Regions from separate parts of the Homo sapiens genome. Here all the other regions are linked to region 1. The links are chromatin contacts, found by Hi-C or POLR2A ChIA-PET in ENCODE. All regions are on one chromosome and are shown on one strand. The core of a region is the stretch at or near the end of the contact, and the rest is flanking DNA. Distances in the headings are between cores, read along the strand shown.

Region 1 (4,644 bases), core at 796-3,295:
TCCTGTTCCCTGAATCCTTCGGCTTCATCACCTATCAGGGCTCTCTCAGCACCCCGCCCTGCTCCGAGACTGTCACCTGGATCCTCATTGACCGGGCCCTCAATATCACCTCCCTTCAGGTGACCCTCTGTCCGCACCGCCCTTCCTAGGCCTGGGTACTCCACTCACTGGCCTGGGCATCCCCTTGCTCACCTGCCCTCCCTCTCCTCATAGACTGAACTCAAGTAGGTAAGAGGGTCAGACCACCTTGGGGGTGGGTGGGGCTGAGAACAGACCCCGCCCACCTGCTCCCAGGGGCGGGGTTTCCTGCGTGACGTCACCAAGACCATTCACTATTCACTCCCAGTTTCCCACCCTCCTTCCACTGCAGATGCACTCCCTGAGACTCCTGAGCCAGAATCCTCCATCTCAGATCTTCCAGAGCCTCAGCGGTAACAGCCGGCCCCTGCAGCCCTTGGCCCACAGGGCACTGAGGGGCAACAGGGACCCCCGGCACCCCGAGAGGCGCTGCCGAGGCCCCAACTACCGCCTGCATGGTATGGTCCAGTCTGCACCCCCTCTAAGTCTTGGGCTAACCCTCTTATATGTGTCTCCCCTTGGTGTCTCAGTGTGATTCAGTCCCATCCTCCTTCCTGCGTCTATATGGTCTAGCCTCGTGAGCTGTCTCTTTTTCTCTCTTTCCCTACATGTCTATGTGGTACAGTCCACCTGCCAGCCCTAGGCCATTGCTAGCCCACGATTTGTCTTTCCTCTTCACTGCTTTGTAACTTGGTCTATAACCCTTGACCCCTGCCTTCCTATGGTCCAATTACCTACTGTTCTGTGCTTCCTATTACTGTGAATTTCCAAAATGGTACAATTTGGATCCTCTCTCCCTTTCCAAGTCGTACTACCTTACGCTGTTCCACAATCTGATGCTCCCTTCCCCCTTACTGAGAATCTACAAGGTACAACCCCTTCCCTCCACCTCTGCCTCCCTGTGGTTTAGCCCAGGAATCTCACACACCCCCGGCTTCGCAACATGGTACAGTCCACACCCCCCCCCCCCCATGAAGACCTTCAAGTAGTTCAGCCTACTGCTGAATCTGGACGTCCCGATTCCCCCCTCCTATTGGCTTCTTGTGGTTCAGCCCAGTGCTTCTCGACCTAGTACATTCTGGTTCCCCGCTCGCAGACTTCCGACGGTAGGGCCCAGCGCGGCGCAGCCCACGCCCCCTGCACACCCCCCGCCCCTTCCATCCTATACTGACGCCCCCTGCCGTTGTTCTCTGTCTTACAGTGGATGGTGTCCCCCATGGTCGCTGAGACTCCCCTTCGAGGATTGCACCCGCCCGTCCTAAGCCTCCCCACAAGGCGAGGGGAGTTACCCCTAAAACAAAGCTATTAAAGGGACAGAATACTTCCTGTTTTCTCAGTGGTCTGATTCTAGGCGCGGTGGGGAAACATTTGGGTATTAAAGAACAGACTTCTTCCGGAAACCAATCTTCCTCTTTCTAAACCTCCGCTCTCGGTATTTTGGCTTCCTGCTTCTCAAAACCATCTTTAGGACCGCGGCCCCTTTAAGCGGCGCCCCTTTTCCCCCCATCACCCCCCTCGCCATCAGGCAGCACGAGCAGAGCCATGTGCTTCCCCCTCCCGCCTGCCTCATTGGCCCAAACTGGGTCACGGTCCCGCCCCCCAGTACCGCCTCCCATTGGGCAAATGTAGGTCAGTGTCCCGCCTCCCACCGAAAGGCAAGGCAACTTCACGCGCTGAGCCCCTCACGCGCCCTCCTGGGCCCTGGCGGACCCAGAGGCCCCATTGGCTGTGCGTCTCAAGGTGTCGGAGACGATTGGTCCGTGTTTGCAGCCGGAGGGAGGCACGCGGCTGGGTTGCATGCCCATAGAGGCTGGCGGGGCTGGACGCGCCGGGCGGGGACCCGGAGGAGGGGCGCGCGCTGTGGCGTCGGGTGTTTTGGTTTGGATTTTTTTTTCCGCGAAAGAAGTTTGCTTTGGCCACGCCTCAAGGCGGCCGCCTCCTCCTGCCCCCTCCTCCGCCCCTCCGCGCACACCTCTCGGTGCAGATTGCAAAGCGCCTTCCGTTGCGAGAGCTGCAGATTTTGCAAGAGCCAGGCTCGCCCACCTTGTAGAAGGAGCGCCTTGAGTCCCCTCTCACCCTCGGTTGCAAAGAGCCGACCGCTTGATCTGGACACCCCCTCGCCCAGATTGCATGATCTCCCGGGACCCTCTTGAGTTGCACGTTTCTGCACCGAGGACCTCAAATCCCCGTCGCTCCTAGGATTTGCAGCGTTCTGGATACTGGAGGGTTGCAGGCTACACTCGCCCGCCCCTGGGCAGACACTCGTCCAAACCACTGGAGTGTGCTGGTGACTGGCAGGCCAGCCCTTCGCCTCTCCATGAACCCGTGAGCCTGGGGGCAGGTGCCAGGCGATGGCGCGGCCTGTGAGCGACAGGACCCCGGCCCCTCTGCTGCTGGGCGGCCCGGCCGGGACACCCCCTGGCGGGGGAGCGCTGCTTGGGTTGCGGAGCCTTCTGCAGGGGACCAGCAAGCCCAAAGAGCCGGCCAGCTGTGAGTTCTAACCCCCATCTCACCCACTTCGGACACCCTACCCCCTTAGGGACTCAGGTGCCGTGGGGTGGGGTCCCATAGAAACCTGCGTGCGGGGAGTCCATCTTCCCAACCTTAATCTACTCAATTACTCAGGTGTTTAGGCCCCTAGATCCCTTAGCGCCCAGGACCCAAAAGCGCCGGCTCTGAAGCCCGTCCACCCTAAGGACCCAGGCACCAACGTCCCCAACGTCCTCCCCGCTTAGTTCACAAGAGTGTAGGCCCCAGCCTCCTCTTCCTTTTGGTCCGGGAGTCTGGACCCCTGGGGTCCCAGGGAGGGGGTGTGTCGGGTGCTCACACGGTGGTGACACGGGCTTGGGCGGGGCGTCATGGGGTCACATGGAGTCTAGGGATGAGGGATGTGCCCCAGGAATAGAGCCCCTTCCTGCCCCTTACAGATGGTGGGGGAGGGGAAGGGGGTACAGCGCGCAGGGGATGGGGGTTGGGTAATTACAGTGAAATTACAGAGCTGTCATTTTTTCTCTCACCTGCCCAACCCTCCACCTACCCTGTCCCTGCCCCCCTATTCCTGAACTTCCGTCTCTCTTTCTCTGGTTCGCTGTCTTTCTGTGTGTCTATTCCTTCCCGGCATTCTGTCCCCATCTCTGTGAATCTGTCCACCTGTCTCTGCCACCCCCGTCTCCATTCTTTCTGGGTCTCTCTCCCACTCTGCGTCTCCGTCCCTTTTTCTCCCGTCTCTCCTCTCCGACCCCCCGTCCCCTCTTTCTCTGGATCTCCGCCCTGTGCCTCTCGGACTCGGGGTCTCTTCTCCATCTCTATCTCCCCCACCTCACCCTCATCCCAACCCGTCTTTCCCGGCCCGCAGGTCTCCTGAAGGAAAAGGAGCGCAAGGCGGCCCTGCCTGCAGCCACAACCCCTGGGCCAGGCCTGGAGACTGCGGGCCCGGCGGATGCCCCGGCTGGGGCAGTGGTGGGCGGAGGGTCCCCGCGGGGGCGCCCGGGGCCGGTGCCCGCCCCGGGTCTGTTGGCGCCACTGCTGTGGGAGCGCACGCTGCCGTTCGGCGATGTGGAGTACGTAGACCTGGACGCCTTCCTGCTGGAGCACGGGCTCCCGCCCAGCCCGCCGCCCCCCGGTGGCCCGTCGCCGGAGCCGTCGCCCGCGCGGACGCCCGCACCCTCCCCAGGGCCGGGTTCGTGCGGCTCGGCTTCCCCCCGCTCCTCTCCTGGGCACGCCCCCGCCCGGGCTGCCCTCGGGACCGCCAGCGGCCACCGCGCAGGTGCGGCGAAGGGGGCGGGGCGGGTCCTGACGGGGCGGGGCTTGGACTCAGGGGGCGGGGCTGTGCGACGCTGGGGGCTGGGACCGTGGGACCTGGCTGCGGCCTCGAATTCTGTGTCCAGTTGTCGAGAGGTGTCGTGGGAGGGGGCCAGATTCGGTGTCTCTTAATGGGTCAGGGACCAATGGATCCATGGGGGAGGAGAGACTTGGAACCCTAAATTCCAGGAAGCCTGCCCAATGAGATTTTGTGGGTTTTTCTGTGGGACTTGGGGACAAACGATGTGGATACTCGTGAAGCCAGAACTGGAAGTCCGGAACACCAGAGTTATTTACTGGGGAGTGGACTGACCCCCGAATCTGGGCCCATAATCGATGGAACTGGGATAGGACTGGAGCCCCTAGGTCCTTTACAGGGGCAAAGGCAAAGGAGAGGCACAGAATTCTGTTTACCCAGGACATAAGAGACTGGCAGCCCAGGTCCCTGGGTCCCCCAGTGGGGCGTGCTGCAGCCCCGGGTCCCAGAGTTCTTCAGAAGGGAAAACGTTAGGGATGTTGTTTCTGGATCCTCCAATTGGGGCTGGGGCCAAGCTTCCTATATTCCTAGGAGAGGCCTGGGATCCCAGAATCGTGGTAGCCCAGTGGCGGGGGTTCTGGGAAGGTCCAGGAGGCCGATGCTCCCCGGAGAGCAGGGGGTTGGGAATCTTTGGAGGTTGAGTGGAACTAAGTGACTGGAAGAGCAAGAGGAAAGATGTTTCCCTTTGGGCACATTGAGGTCTCCAGGGACGGACTGCAGGTCGGGGA
Region 2 (4,644 bases), core at 791-3,290, 2.8 Mb after region 1:
CACACATTCCCCACCGCAGTCATCACAAATTTTAGTTCATCATTTGAGTAAATTTACTATCTGCCTCCATCACCAGGCTGGGGCTTCTCAGGGGCAAGGCTTAAAGCCTGTCTCAGTCACTGCTATGTCCCCAGCATTGCCCAGCATGGAAGAGGGGTTGAATATTTGAATAACTGTCCAGCTTAAAAACAACTTCCATTTGTGGCACTTATTTTCTGTGCCAGGCACCAAGCTAAGCATTTATATGCATGTTTGCATTCAATCTGAAGGTACCCAAATAAAAGGAGACTGGAGGGGGTCTCCATTTTTTCCAAGAAGTTTAGAAACTGGCCCAAGGCCACAGCTGGTCAGAGGCCAATCCAGTCCACCTGAAGGCTGAATCTGGCCAGAAGCCTTAACTCCCATTAGTGTTTCGTAAATAATAGCCCAAAGGCAACTTTAAGTGACATATTAATGTCCTCTTGAATGAGTCGATAGTTTTCACTAATTTTTTTTAAGGTAACCACAGTACATGAAACCCATGATTGTGAACGTATTACCTAGGATGAGGCAAAAATAGATAAATCTTTTTATTTTTATTTATTTTTTTGAGACAGGATCTTGCTCTGTTGCCCAGGCTGGAGTGCAGTGACGCAATCATGGTTCACTGTAGCCTGTTATCTCCAGGCTCAAGCAATCCTCCCACTTCAGCCTGATAAATCTTTTTTTTAAGGGAGAAAAGTGTTCAAATACAGGTAGTAGACAAAATTGTGAAACCATTTTAAAATTGTGAGGTCTGGGTAACAGAATCAGAGCTGCTGCGGTTCCAGTGGGACGGGAGGAGAAGGGACAAGCAGCCCCTCACTAGACAAAACCAGGGCCAACTGGTACGTCATTCAAATATTTTTGAGCACCTAACACGGACCCAGGCCTAGAGAAAGGGGCTGTTGTGGGTTGGAACCTGGAGACCCGCCTCCGCCCTTCCCCAAAGACAGCCTCGTCCAGTTCCCAATGCCTGGGAAAGAAGAAGGGTCCTCACAGCCTGATTGGGCCTTCCAGGTAGTGAGCGCTCAAGGTTGGGGAAAGGTTGGTCTGGTGTTTGCCCTTCCCCAGCAACTCCCTCCTCTTGCCCGTCACTTCTTAACCCCTTACTCTTCCCTCAAACTGGGGAGCAACAGAAGATAAGGGTCCCCCAAACGCCACGCTCCGAATGCACGTAAAGAGCCCCCAGAAAAGTGGGGGGGCGGGGGGTAGCCGGGAAAGTAGCGTGAATCTGGAAGGCCTCCCCAAACCTCCCAGAGGGCGGAAGTGCGTCACTATGTCCGACCCGCAGTGCATTTTGGGAATTGTAGTGAAGCGGGTGGGGGACGCCGAGCCCCCGATGGTGTAACCCTTTAGAGACCAGAGCGCGCGGGCAGAGCTGGGACAGGGTTAGAGGGCGGCCAGTCGCCCCACTCTTTTAGCAGAGAAACAACTGAGACAAGGCTCTGGCTCGGAAGCCCTTAGTCCTCTCCCTTCTCTGGCTGTGGCGGGCCCCAGAAGCATATATCTAGGATTCCGGGGGGAGGACGAAGTGCCAGGTGGCCACCCCCACCCCCACCTAGTTGCCAGCTTCCCGTCCCTGCTCTGAAGCCAATCAGGGCTTCTCCGCCCCGCCCCAGAAGCTGCTACTTTCCTAATCCGTCATTGGCCCACCTTTGCTGGGCGGGGAAACTGAGGTTCAGAGAGGGCAAGACATTTTGCCTAAAGCTGCACAGCAAATCCGAGCAGAAGTTGGAAGCCCGGAAGCCTGTCCACCCACCCCCACAATTTCTGAATCCGGAGTAGCTCTGATCATTTGTATTGCATCCTCGCCTACCACCTTTGTGTCCCAGCATCTTGCGGCGCGCTGAACTCCGGCCCCACGGAGAAGGTTGTAAGGTTTGCGCCGGCAGAGGCGACAACCCCCCCAGCCCGCGTCTGCCCGCCGTTCCCTTTAAGAGCCGGCCCCGGCGGGACTACGTTTCCCAGAAGGCTTTGCAGGCGTGTTATGTAACTTTCCCTGCGAAGCGGCCTCTGGGGCAGAAGAAGGAGGTGGAGGCGGCGGCGGCCGTTGCAGCGGCGGCGGCGAGAGCGGCGGGAGCCCGAGGCGGCGGCGCTCGCGGCCCATCGTGGGGCCCGAGCTGTGCGCCTCGGCTCGGAGCCCGGACCGGGCGGGGGCGCCGACGTGCCTCAGCCTGCCTTCGCGAGGGAGGCGGGAGTGAGCAGAAAGGCTTAGGGCCCAGGGGGCGGGGAAGGGGGGCCGGGCCTGGATCCGGCGGGGAGGCCGAGCCGGAGGCCGGACCGTGGCTCGCGCTGTCCCCGGGACGCGGATCGAACGTTGGCGGCGCGGATCGCACGTCGGCGGCCGGTGGAACGCGGGAGCTGGGCGGCGCGCGGACTGGGGCCATGGCGTCTGTGCAGGCGTCCCGCCGCCAGTGGTGCTACCTGTGCGACCTGCCCAAGATGCCGTGGGCCATGGTGTGGGACTTCAGCGAGGCCGTGTGTCGCGGCTGCGTGAACTTCGAGGGCGCGGACCGCATCGAACTGCTCATCGATGCCGCCCGCCAGCTCAAGCGCAGCCACGTGCTCCCCGAGGGCCGCTCGCCCGGGCCCCCGGCCCTTAAGCACCCGGCCACCAAGGACCTGGCGGCGGCAGCCGCACAGGGGCCCCAGCTGCCGCCCCCGCAGGCCCAGCCCCAGCCGTCAGGGACCGGCGGCGGCGTGTCGGGCCAGGACCGCTATGACAGGGCCACATCATCAGGCCGCCTCCCCCTGCCCTCGCCCGCCCTGGAGTACACTCTGGGGTCCCGCCTGGCCAATGGGCTGGGCCGTGAGGAGGCCGTGGCTGAGGGGGCGCGAAGGGCCTTGCTTGGCTCCATGCCTGGCTTGATGCCCCCTGGGCTGCTGGCAGCTGCAGTGTCTGGCCTGGGAAGCCGAGGCCTGACGCTGGCACCCGGCTTGAGTCCTGCCCGTCCCCTCTTCGGCTCCGATTTCGAGAAAGAGAAGCAGCAGAGGAATGCGGACTGTCTGGCAGAACTGAACGAGGCCATGCGAGGCCGGGCAGAGGAATGGCACGGGCGCCCCAAAGCAGTGCGGGAACAGCTACTGGCGCTGTCCGCCTGCGCCCCGTTCAATGTGCGCTTCAAGAAGGATCACGGGCTGGTGGGGCGAGTGTTCGCCTTCGATGCTACTGCCCGTCCTCCAGGATACGAGTTCGAGCTGAAGCTCTTCACCGAATACCCCTGTGGTTCCGGCAATGTGTACGCCGGCGTCCTGGCAGTGGCTCGCCAGATGTTCCACGATGCTCTGCGGGAGCCGGGCAAGGCACTGGCTTCTTCGGGCTTCAAGTACCTCGAATATGAACGCCGGCATGGATCAGGAGAATGGCGGCAGCTGGGCGAGCTGCTTACCGACGGCGTCCGCAGCTTCCGCGAGCCAGCTCCCGCGGAGGCCCTGCCCCAGCAGTACCCAGAGCCGGCCCCTGCGGCTCTCTGTGGCCCACCCCCGCGAGCCCCATCCCGGAACCTGGCGCCCACGCCGCGCCGTCGCAAGGCATCCCCCGAGCCGGAGGGCGAGGCGGCTGGGAAGATGACCACCGAGGAGCAGCAGCAACGGCACTGGGTGGCACCCGGCGGCCCGTACTCCGCTGAGACCCCTGGTGTGCCCTCGCCCATTGCCGCCCTGAAGAATGTGGCCGAAGCCCTGGGCCACTCACCCAAGGACCCTGGCGGAGGCGGGGGGCCTGTGCGTGCAGGGGGCGCCAGCCCTGCAGCCTCCTCCACGGCCCAGCCGCCAACCCAGCATCGCCTTGTGGCCCGCAACGGCGAAGCAGAAGTCAGTCCCACAGCGGGGGCCGAAGCTGTCAGCGGGGGTGGCAGCGGCACTGGGGCGACCCCTGGGGCCCCCCTGTGCTGTACCCTGTGCAGGGAGCGGCTAGAAGACACCCACTTCGTCCAGTGCCCCTCGGTGCCCGGACACAAGTTCTGCTTTCCCTGCTCCCGGGAGTTCATCAAGGCGCAGGGCCCGGCCGGGGAGGTGTACTGCCCGAGCGGAGACAAGTGCCCGCTGGTCGGCTCCTCCGTGCCCTGGGCCTTCATGCAGGGCGAGATCGCCACCATCCTTGCTGGAGACATCAAAGTTAAGAAAGAACGGGACCCCTAGGCTACCACTGCCTCCAGGCTACTGCCCTCTGCCCCTTTGCCACCCACCGCTGCCGCGGATAAATTATTCCCTCCCCGACCCAGCCCAGTGCCACCTCTATCTGTGTACATACTCCCTTCTTCCACCCAGATGGGTCCCCTGGGGTAGATGCATTGTGGGTGGGGGGAGAAAGCTTGTGGCTCCTGTCCGAGGGGGTGTTTGGGGTCCCTTGGCCCCTCCAGTTTCCCTCTGTCCTCCTTGGCTTGGCTTTGCTGCTGCTTGTAGTTGGGGGAGAGGTGCCCCCCTCCTCCTTGAGAAGGGACCTCCTGAAAACTCGCTCTTTATAAACGAGGCAAAAGCATTTAATTCCCACCCCCCCACCCCCCGCTCCCTTCTGCTCCTTCAATAAACCGAAAGATGGGTTTTTTTTTTCCTTCTTGGTCCCTTAGTTGTGTGAGATGCTGCGCCCCCTTTGGGACTGAACTGGTCCTGCGAGGGCGAGGA
Region 3 (4,644 bases), core at 1,109-3,608, 2.3 Mb after region 1:
GGCAGTCACTGACACAATTCCACACCACCAGGAAGTGGGTGAGATGGGATTTGAACCCTGTCTTTGGGCCCTGTGCTCTTGGCAGGTGTGGCCCCCACCCAAGAGGCCCCTGCCCCACCCCTCTTTTGCCTAGCAGCCTCGGTCCCTTCCCCCGTCACACCCCTGCTGCCTCCAGATCGCCCCAGCTGGCCCCATGCCCAGCCCTGGTCCAGCCCCCTGGCACTCTGCCCAGCTTGGGACGTGCAGCTGGAACCCTGCCACCCTTCCTCCGTGTTCCAGCCAAGAACAGGGGGTGGGGCCAGGGCCTGGCGGGCTCAGGGTGAGGCCTGAGAATGGGGGTTGGGGCCCAGTGCCCCCCTCCAACCAGGAAGGAGAGAAGTTCACCTCTTCCCTGCCCTGAAGAATTTGCCACCCATGAGGAAGGCATAATAAAAGCAGGCAGTCCCTGCCCACATTCAGGGCTACTTCTGGGCTTTTCTATTCTGACACCCAGCTGGGTATTGGGGGGGGGCGTCTTACGAAAAGCACAGAGGATTTGGTGGGTGGGGGTTTAGGTTGTAGCTGGGCAAGGATGCCTTTTGGCATTGCAGAGAGGTGTCCTGAGAGACCAGAGGCAGGGTTTGGGTTTGCAAAGGGACTTGGCATGGGGGTCTGGGGGAGTCTCTCTGCCCCCCGACTCTGCCTGTTCTCAAGGACATGGTAATCTGGTAGGGTGCTGGTCCCCAAAATCCTATCTTCTCCGGGAATACTACCTCACTGGGCACTCTGGGCTGCAAGCCGTACCCACCAGGGACTTCCCAAGAGCATCCTTGGCCACAGTGGGATGGCAGCCAGCCCCAGCTAGAGGAAGGGAAGGGGGAAAGGAGGTGTTGGGGGCCCACTCACCATCGCCCAGGCCCCCGTTGGCTGAAGGGCCATCCAGGGGGTGCAGGAGGGGATGCGGTGCAGCCAGGACCCGGGTGCGAGTTACGAGTGGGTGCGCACGGCGGTGAGATGACTCCACAGGAAAGGGCCGGCCTTGGGTGGGGAGGGGGGGCACCCGAGCTCAGCCAAGAGGGGCCCCCACCCAGCCAGGAGGGGGCGCTGAGAGGGGCGGAACGACAGCTGGCCCAAAAGGGGTGGGATAGAGTTCCTTGTTAGGCCCAGAGCCAGGGCCTGGAATAGAGTAGGGGACAGGGGAGAGGATGGGGGCGGTTAGAAACATGGGGTGTGCATGGATCCAATCAGGCCTGAGAAGCCAGGGAGGAGGGAAGGGGGTGAGGCTTACTGGGTGCCTCACATTGGACAGGGAAAGCTGAGGACCTAGAACATTTTCCAGGGTCCCATGGGAACATGGCCAGATAAAACCCCCCGGCAGCGGCCCCAGGGCACAGGTTCCCCTGTGTTCCAGCAGAGCTGCACCTGCTGGGCAAGTGAACCCAGAAACCCACCCTCTGCCCGGGATGACCCCATCTGAGTACTGCGGCAGGGGGCGTTCCCATCACAGCCTGCAGGCTCACAGCACCCTGCCATGGAGTCTCCCCAAAATAAAGCTTGGATGAGGCTCCCCTGTCTCTCAGGATGGGGGTGCAGGGGTGAGATGAGGGGCTGGACTTTGGGAAGTGGGTCCAGCTTGTTTCCCTGTTATTTAAGGGGGTGACTCTGGCTTTTGAAAGGATACAAAAAGTCTCTTGGGAAGGGTCCCAGACGGCTTCTGAAAGGGGCTCCCCTCTGCCCATTTCTAGGGAAACCCAATGTTTAGGAGACTGTGTCAGGAAGCATACTATTAGAGGAGATCTCTCCTCTCTTGAACTCAGGAGCTGAATGCCATTCCAAGGGACTCCCTATATGTGGGAAGGCTCCATTTAGGGGTATCCCATATCACCTAGGATCCCAGGCACCTGGTGGCAAAGAATACCCTCAATTTTGGGGGGTTCAGAGGCCAGAGGGATCAATATGTGGAGGGCGAATATCTCCCGCAGAAGCCTGGGGACTGCTCAAATGCAATCACCCCTAATTTATCAGGAATCCCAAGTTCCACCCCCAACCAGGAGGGTAAATGAGCCTTGGGTAGCGAGAAATCGGGAACCCCGAAGCCGCTCTTGGCCAGAGGGGCGGGGCAGCCAGAGACGTAGGGAATCCCCCACCCCTGCAGTCCCTAAGGGTGGAGAGTGCGGTGGGGATGTGCCTCCAACTGCGCGCCCCGGGGCGTTCTTGGCTCGCACCCGCGAACCCCACCCCCCCCAACAATCCAGCTCAGGGGTCTCCAGGAGGAGAGCCCCCCAATTCCCAGAACTCCTGCCCCCGAACTTCAGTACCTTGCGCGCTGCAGCCCCAGCGCCATGGCTCGCCAGTCGCCGCTCCGGAGCCCTCGGAGGCCCCTAGCCCCCTCCCCGGCCTTGCGAGCCCCCTCCCCAGCTCCTCCCCACGCCGCGCGGTTGGCTGTGCCACGCCAGGCCTGAGGCTCTGATTGGGCAACGGTATGTCACTCCTGAAAAGGAGGCGGAACCAGAGGGAAAGACTTGGAAAGGCAAGGGGGGGATACCGTGTAATACACACCCCCCAACCACGCCCCTCGCCGCGGACTTCCTCGGCAGTGTATCCCGCACCGTCGGCTGAACGCGCCTTCTCTAGTCCAGCCTCTGAAGTGCCAACGCCAGTACTCTTCTGAACCCACTCAGTTCACTCTGCTCTCTGGACCCCAGTCCCCAGCCTCTAACCCCCACCTCTTCTCACCTTTCCATTTCCTAACCCCAGTTGAGCCCCTCTGACCTCCAATCCCACCCCTTCCAAACCCCTAGCCCTGCCTTCTCTATCCCTTCTAAGGTATTCACAGAGTACCCCACATCTCCTCCCCACCCCCCAACTCCCAACCCCACCCCAGTTCCACAATCCTTGGCCCTCTGGCACCTACCCTTCTCTCTCTCTCCCCAGCCCCTCCCTGCCACCCCAGTCCCATACCCCACTTCGCCCCCATTCCTCCAGTCTGCACCCTCTGCACCCCAGCTTACCTTCCCTACCCCCTCTACTCCACCCTAACCTCTTGGCCTCTCTGACTCCCTTTTCAGGTTCCCATTGATGAATAATTAAGCTTATGTCAAGTAAATATGTTTTAACTCAATCACACCTACTTCAAAAAAGAGCCGAGAAATGTATTTTTTTTTAACTAGTCGACTATGAAGGGAGAAGTACAAAGGTACCAAGCAAGGGTGAAAGCATTACAGTTGGATAAGGAACAGAGTGTGTGTGTGTGTGTGTGTGTGTGTGTGTGTTGGACCACTATTCTGGATTTGGTTGGCAGGGAAGAGGATACTACAGCAGAAGTGGCCTTGTTGAACCTTGAACTTGCCAGGCAAGTTGCTCACCTTAGGGCCTTTGCACTTGCTGTTCCCACAGCTTAGCACACTCTTCCTCCAGGAATCCACACGGCTCCCCGGCTCACGCCAGTTCCCCACTCTGTTTTCTTTTGGGAAACCACTTCTCTGTCCTCTTCATCTATTTAATTTGAATAGGGCTTGGCCACTGCTCTGCCTTCACCAGCTCCAGGGATGGACATAGGATCCAAACCTGGCTAATCAGTTGAGTCTGCTTCCCTGGCCACAGTGATTGGTTCAGGGAAGGCATGTTACCTAATTTAGCCCAATGAGAATCAACCCTGAGACATTTGCTGAAACCATTAGGAAAGAGGATTTTCTATGTCTGCTGGAATTGCTGGGCAGATGGAGCAGATGGGGCTCACACTGCCACAAAGAGAGGAGAGGCTTTATGAGATGAGGTTCAGTGCAAAAGAGATTGTGCAGAAATGAACGATTGTGAAAGGCAGTTTTGACACCAGCACTTGAGTGCCTGGATCCAGCCATACCTGAACTCCAGTTTAATTCTTGGATTTTTCAAATGAAACCCACAATGGGCTTTTTTTTTTTTTTTTTTTTTTTTTTGCTGTTGCTTTTGTCAAATATTGCTTCATTCACTATTGCCTTATTTGCTTTGTGCTTAGATTCGTTTGAATGGATTTTAGATACTTGCACCCAAAAGAATCTTGATAGAGAAATCAGCTTTCAACCCTCAGTGTAGAGGCAGGTGGGATGTTAGAAAAGGAGCAGTCTGAATTATAAAGGGGGGCCGGCCATGGTGGCTCACGACTGTAATCCCAGCACTTTGGGAGGCTGAGGCGGGCAGATCACCTGAGGTCAGGAGTTCAAGACCAGCCTGGCCAACATGGTGAAACCCCATCTCTACTAAAAATACAAAAATTAGCCGGGTGTGGTGGCACACCCTTGTAATCCCAGCTACTCGGGAGGCTGAGGCAGGAGAATCGCTTGAACCCAGGAGGCAGAGGTTGCAGTGAGCCAAGATCATGCCATTGCACTCCAGCCTGAGTGACAGAGTAAGACTCTGTCTCTAAATAAATAAATAAATAAATAAATAGTAGAAGGGGCTGCAGAGGAAGCATTGTTCTTAGAGCTTCTTAGGGTTTAGGTAAGGACATGGGGTAGAAGAGATGTTCAAGGGAGAAACTGAGGAAGGGGAGTGGTTGTTAACAAGACAACGAGAGTTCCAGTGGGTGTGTTGGAAGAGTTTGGAGGGGGCAGTAGTTGGATGATAGATTCAGTGGAAGAACTCATTGATTTTGGTATGAGGGAGTCACAGCAGAGAGCCAATCGG
Region 4 (4,644 bases), core at 652-3,151, 2.0 Mb after region 1:
TAGCGGCAAGAGGAGCCATCAGGTCTGTGTCAGCAAGTATGAGATCTGATACACAGCAGCGGCTGCCTGTTCTCCCCAGCCTTGCCAGGGAGGATGGCTGCACACGGTTCCCAGGCTCAGCCTGGTGGGGCTGTGGGTGTTGTGGGTGGCAGGGAGTAGGAAAGAACTAGTCTGCTGGTTTTCTCTCAAAGCCCTGTGAATTAACAGACACGCTCAGCGAGGGCCCTGAATGGAACAAGTGGCCCTCAGGCCGATCAAGGGGTCTCCCCAGAGGCACTCTCTGATCAAGCTCTGCAGCCCCCACCCCGAGGGCACGGGAATAGGCATCTGATTGTCACTGACGCCACACTGTACTGCACTGTCATTTGGCACAAGTGACGAGGTGCAGCATGGTGCGTGGGGCTGGGGATCATGAGAAAACCGGCGCTCCTGCTGGGAAAAGGCAGTGCTCTTGGCCTGAAAAGGGCAGCGACAGAGTGAGGCTTCTAGGCTTGAAAAAGCTGGCTCATTCGAGGCACCCCAAACTTTGATCTCCCATCCCCATTTCATGAGGCTTCAGTGCGCAATAGGGGCCCGAACAGCTCCGCCCACCTGCTCCCACTGCCCCGGTGTCTTCCACCCAGCCGCGTTCTTCCTGAGGAAGGAGGACGGTAGAAAAGCTTCCTCCGGGCCCTGCAGCCCACTCCCCATCCACACTGAGCCGTCTTTGTCCTGGCCTGTCCCTGGAGACTGGCAGGGTGCTACCCACATCCACCCCCAAACCTAGGCCCCCCTGACTGCCATTCATTTTCTCCTTCCACCTCACCTCCCAACCACCCAAGCCCAAGTCCTCCCCCACCCCTCACCTTGGAAATCCATCTTCTCTTGGACCCAAACACAACACTCCCACCCCGTTAAAAAAATTCTGTCTTTCTAGAGCAACAGTCTTAACCCACTAGTAACCTCGGAACCTTTTCTAGCTACTTCCAAATTAACCCCAAGGGTCCCTGTCCCCCGACTACTGGCGAGCCCCACTCTCACCATCCCTTTTCACCACCTCCACGACCCTGATCCTTCTCCGTCCCGGAAGCCTTCAAGAGTATCTTCTAATCTCCGCTGCCACCCACCCCAGGCTCTTCCTCCCATAAGCTTGCACCTCACCCTCCTCCTCCTCTGCAGTGCTGGGCTCTGGAGACCACCCTCCCCCACCCTCCCCCACCCTCGGGAGTCTCATCTGTAGAAGTGACCGCCCATCCTTGACCCTCTCCTCTGCTCCACAGGAGCCCAGGGGTCGCCCCTCCCCGCCCGGGCCCAGCTACCCTCCACCACCCCATCCAGGAGCAGCCCAGCCTCCCTTCGTCCCCCGTTCCCCGCATCCTCTCAGGACCAAACGCCTTCATCAGGGCCCGAATAGCTCCCCTCCCCAGCCCATCTTTCTTATTTCGTCCCCTGGGGTCCAAACACCTCCATCCTGAAACCCAACGCCCCATCCTGGGTCCAAAATCCTTTTGAGGGGTCCCACTGAGGGTCCCGATCCTCCATCCGGGGTTCAAATGTCCCCTTTAGGGGCTCAGATACCCATTTGTGGACTTAAACATCCCATTTGGTGCTAAAGTCGCTTCTGGAAACCTCTGGTGATCCAGACGTCCCGCTCTGGGTTCAACAGCCCCCGACAACGCGGGTAGAAAAGGGTCCCGAGGCTCTCGCCGGGCCCGGACGCCCCCCACTCTGGGCTCTGTCGCCCCCTCAGGGGTCCTGCCCCGTTAAGCCCGCCTCAGAGCCCGCAGCCTCGGCGACCCCCCAGCCTCACTCACCATGGCGAGGCCCGGGGTGTCCGGAGCACGGGGATCAAGGTTCCTCCGGCGGCGGCAGCAGCTGCAGCAGTTCCAGCTCCGCCGCGCGTCCGCGCCTCCACACTCACTGCCCGCAGCGCGCGCCGCCGCCGCCGCCGCCTCCCGCCCCAACGGTCCCTCAACGGCCGCCGCGCGCGCCCCGCCTCGCTCGGCCCCGCCCCACCCGGCCCGCGCGCCGCCGCACTGCGGCTCCCACGGATCCCTCCGCGCCCCGCTCCACACCTACGGGCCCGCGAATCTCTCGTCCCCACCCTGCACAGGAATTGGGTTTGCCGCCGGGCGCGCGCGCGCTCGCTCCCGTCGCCGGACTACTTTCCCTCGCCGCGCGCCCCGCCTCCCGGGCCCACTTCACTTTCTTCGGCGGAGGGGCACAGCTCGGCGGTGCGTGACGCGTCCCTCTGTGAGCCGCGTCACTATTGGGCCTGGCCCATGGCGGAAATGAGAGCTTGGCGCCCATTGGTCCGACCTTCCCTGCAATGCGTCAAACTGGGGCGAGCCACTGCAAGGTGGTGGTGGGTAAGTCTGAACTCTGTGGCCGCGTGGGGCTTTGAGGAGTAACGAGGCGAAGGGGGAAACGGCGTCGCCGTTAGAGAAGCAAATACGTCGTTTCTGTGGCCAGGAGGTGGTAAAAAGGCTGGCGACAAATGCAGAAGGGCTTTCTCGGCTCTCCCCTTTAACCGACGGACGATGGTTCAATCCAAAATGCTAGGGTTTAGAAGCTCCGCCCCTAACTGGGCCTTTGGAGGTGGCGGGGTCTCCAAGGTGCCACCTAACGCTCAGAGGTTCCGCCCTCCGTGGTCTTGTCTCTGCGTCCTAAGACGCACTCAGCCGGTGGGCGGGACCCCTGGGCCCGCTTCATTCTTGATCCGCTCAGGGTCTGTGAAATTAGGACCATCCCAGGACAGCCTGTGGGAACGGGGTATTCATTCAGTCATTCGTGCTATAAGCATCAATTAGGCGCCTGCTGTATGCAGGGACCTGAGCTTGGCTGGGCTGGGGAGACCATACTCCCCAACCAGCCTCTCCAGACAGACGACCTCTTTCCTTATTCCAGTGTTCCAGCCATAGGAGGAAAAAGAACTGAAACTTTGTTTATAGGAGCTCAGAAAATGATCACCCCTGCCCCCTCCCCCGTTTAGGATAGGAGCTGACAGTCTCCTGCGTGTCCCCTCCCCACCATGTTGATGGTTAAGAGATGGGCAAACGAGTCAGGCTGGACCAATCATTATGCTCCACCTGGAACAGAATGGAGACTGAACCAATGAGAGTCCTTCCCTGGGGTTTGGATCTGCAGCCTGGGCACAAGAAGCCTTTTCCTTTTGGGTGGGTCCTTCCCATAGATTCTGACTATGGTCATTTTCCCACTCTGCCCCCTATCTTGAGGAACAAAGTGTCTAGAGAAGAAGAGAAAAATAAAACTGACACAGTGGAGAGGTAAAGAAGATGGCCGGGCGCGGTGGCTCATGCCTTTAATCCTAACACTTGTTACTCAGTCTCAAATCTCATGTTAAAATGTGATCACCAATGTTGGAGGTGGGGCCTGGTGGGAGGTGTTTGGGTCATAGGGGTGGATCCCTCATGAATGACTTGGTGCTGTCCTCACGGTAACAAGTGAGTTCTTATTCTGTTAGTTCACACAAGATCTGTATTTTTTTTGAGACGGAGTCTTGCTCTGTCACATAGGCTAGAGTGCAGTGGCATGATCTTGGCTCACTACAACCTCCGCCTCCCAGGTTTAAGCGATTCTCCTGCCTCAGCCTCCCAAGTAGTTGGGACTACAGGCACCCACCACTACACTTGGCTAATTTTTGTATTTTTAGTAAAGACAGGGTTTCACCATGTTGGCCAGGCTGGTCTCAAACTCTTGAGCTCAAGTGATCCGCCTGCCTTGGCCTCCCAAAGTGCTGTAATCACAAGAATACAACCATCAGGAGTGCCTCAAGGGAGAAATATCCTCTGAGAATAGCCACAGACAAAGTGGGGAGGTGGGACTACCATCCCCAGCCCTGGAAACTCTCTCTACTCTATAACTTGGCCAAAGGAGATGCCAAATCAGAGTGGCTGTTCGTTAGCACCATGCTGTGGGAGGTTTCTTCCATAGCTCCCCTGGGAATGAACCCCTAGCCAGCTTTCCTATGCTACTGGGATATCCCCTTTGGGACCTCCCCCATTCGGGATGGGAGACGCTCTGATCTTTAATAGAGCCAAGGCAAACCTGGTTTTAAGGTGCCACTGAGTGCTAAAAAGGAGGCAGCAACCTAGCAGAAAAAAAGAAACCAACAGGTCAATTACGAAGAATCTGTAAGCAAATGGAGCCAGTAAAAGCCAAAACAAGCCAGACGGAGAAGGCTGGAATAAGTGACTAATCCTTCAGTGCAAAGGCATAGATGTACATTAACAACAAACCAAAGCAAACAGGGAACCATGAGCTCCCCAAATGGACCAAGTAAGGGACCAGTGACTAAACCTAACAAGACAGTAATATGTGAGCTTTCTAAGAATTCAAAATGGCATTTTTAAGGAAACTCAGTGAATTCCAAGACGACATAGAAAAGCAACGCAGAAATTTATCAGTGAAATTTAACAAAGAGATTGAAATAATAATTTAAAAAAAACCCAAACAAATCTTAGAACTGAGAAATACATTTGCTGAACTGAAAAGTTCATTAGAGGTTCTCAACAGCAGAGTGGGTCAAGCAGAGGAAACAATCAGTGAACTTGGAGACGGGCTGTTTGTAAATACATACAGAAGAAAAAAGAAAAAAGAATGAAAGGAATGGAAATCACCTACGAAATATAGAAGACAAAATCT

Evidence for each region. A loop is a pair of places that touch in the nucleus more often than their neighbours do. ChIA-PET counts read pairs that join two places held with the same protein, here RNA polymerase II (POLR2A). Pooled maps may share reads with other maps.
Region 2: a loop to region 1 is called in a map of ascending aorta, with 4 times the contacts of the local background. The contact joins the promoter of IRF2BP1 here to the promoter of DBP in region 1. A Hi-C loop is called at or near these places in 1 of 168 maps with a recorded cell type or tissue (ascending aorta), 2 of 37 single-sample maps with no recorded cell type and 7 of 50 pooled maps.
Region 3: a map of sigmoid colon shows a loop between it and region 1 (5-fold over the local background). The contact joins the promoter of HIF3A here to the promoter of DBP in region 1. A Hi-C loop is called at or near these places in 1 of 168 maps with a recorded cell type or tissue (sigmoid colon) and 1 of 50 pooled maps. POLR2A ChIA-PET finds 5 or more read pairs at or near these places in 1 of 52 experiments (activated T-cell).
Region 4: a loop to region 1 is called in a pooled map, with 8 times the contacts of the local background. The contact joins the promoter of CALM3 here to the promoter of DBP in region 1. A Hi-C loop is called at or near these places in 1 of 37 single-sample maps with no recorded cell type and 9 of 50 pooled maps. POLR2A ChIA-PET finds 5 or more read pairs at or near these places in 2 of 52 experiments (RWPE1 and activated B cell).

What each region holds. Positions count from the first base shown.
Region 1 is chr19:48,634,780-48,639,423 of GRCh38, reverse strand. It overlaps DBP (D-box binding PAR bZIP transcription factor), which reads left to right and starts at 2,045. Exons shown (of 4, transcript NM_001352.5): 1 at 2,045-2,568; 2 at 3,434-3,844. The coding sequence starts at 2,430. CA11 (carbonic anhydrase 11) reads left to right here. Exons shown (of 9, transcript NM_001217.5): 7 at 1-119; 8 at 371-536; 9 at 1,280-1,478. The coding sequence ends at 1,305. It also overlaps the pseudogene SEC1P. RefSeq lists an enhancer at 828-997 and silencers at 1,608-1,827, 1,998-2,107, 2,338-2,457, 3,494-3,553, 3,674-3,983.
Region 2 is chr19:45,883,537-45,888,180 of GRCh38, reverse strand. It overlaps IRF2BP1 (interferon regulatory factor 2 binding protein 1), which reads left to right and starts at 2,040. Exons shown (of 1, transcript NM_015649.3): 1 at 2,040-4,573. The coding sequence starts at 2,407. The coding sequence ends at 4,161. RefSeq lists enhancers at 1,216-1,265, 1,326-1,565, 1,716-1,865, 4,075-4,626, 4,627-4,644 and silencers at 2,026-2,505, 2,546-2,785.
Region 3 is chr19:46,294,756-46,299,399 of GRCh38, reverse strand. HIF3A (hypoxia inducible factor 3 subunit alpha) reads right to left here and starts at 2,358. Exons shown (of 15, transcript NM_152795.4): 1 at 2,298-2,358. The coding sequence starts at 2,323.
Region 4 is chr19:46,598,587-46,603,230 of GRCh38, reverse strand. CALM3 (calmodulin 3) reads right to left here and starts at 1,901. Exons shown (of 6, transcript NM_005184.4): 1 at 1,794-1,901. The coding sequence starts at 1,796. It also overlaps the pseudogene PPP5D1P. RefSeq lists enhancers at 339-408, 2,137-2,636 and a silencer at 1,867-2,006.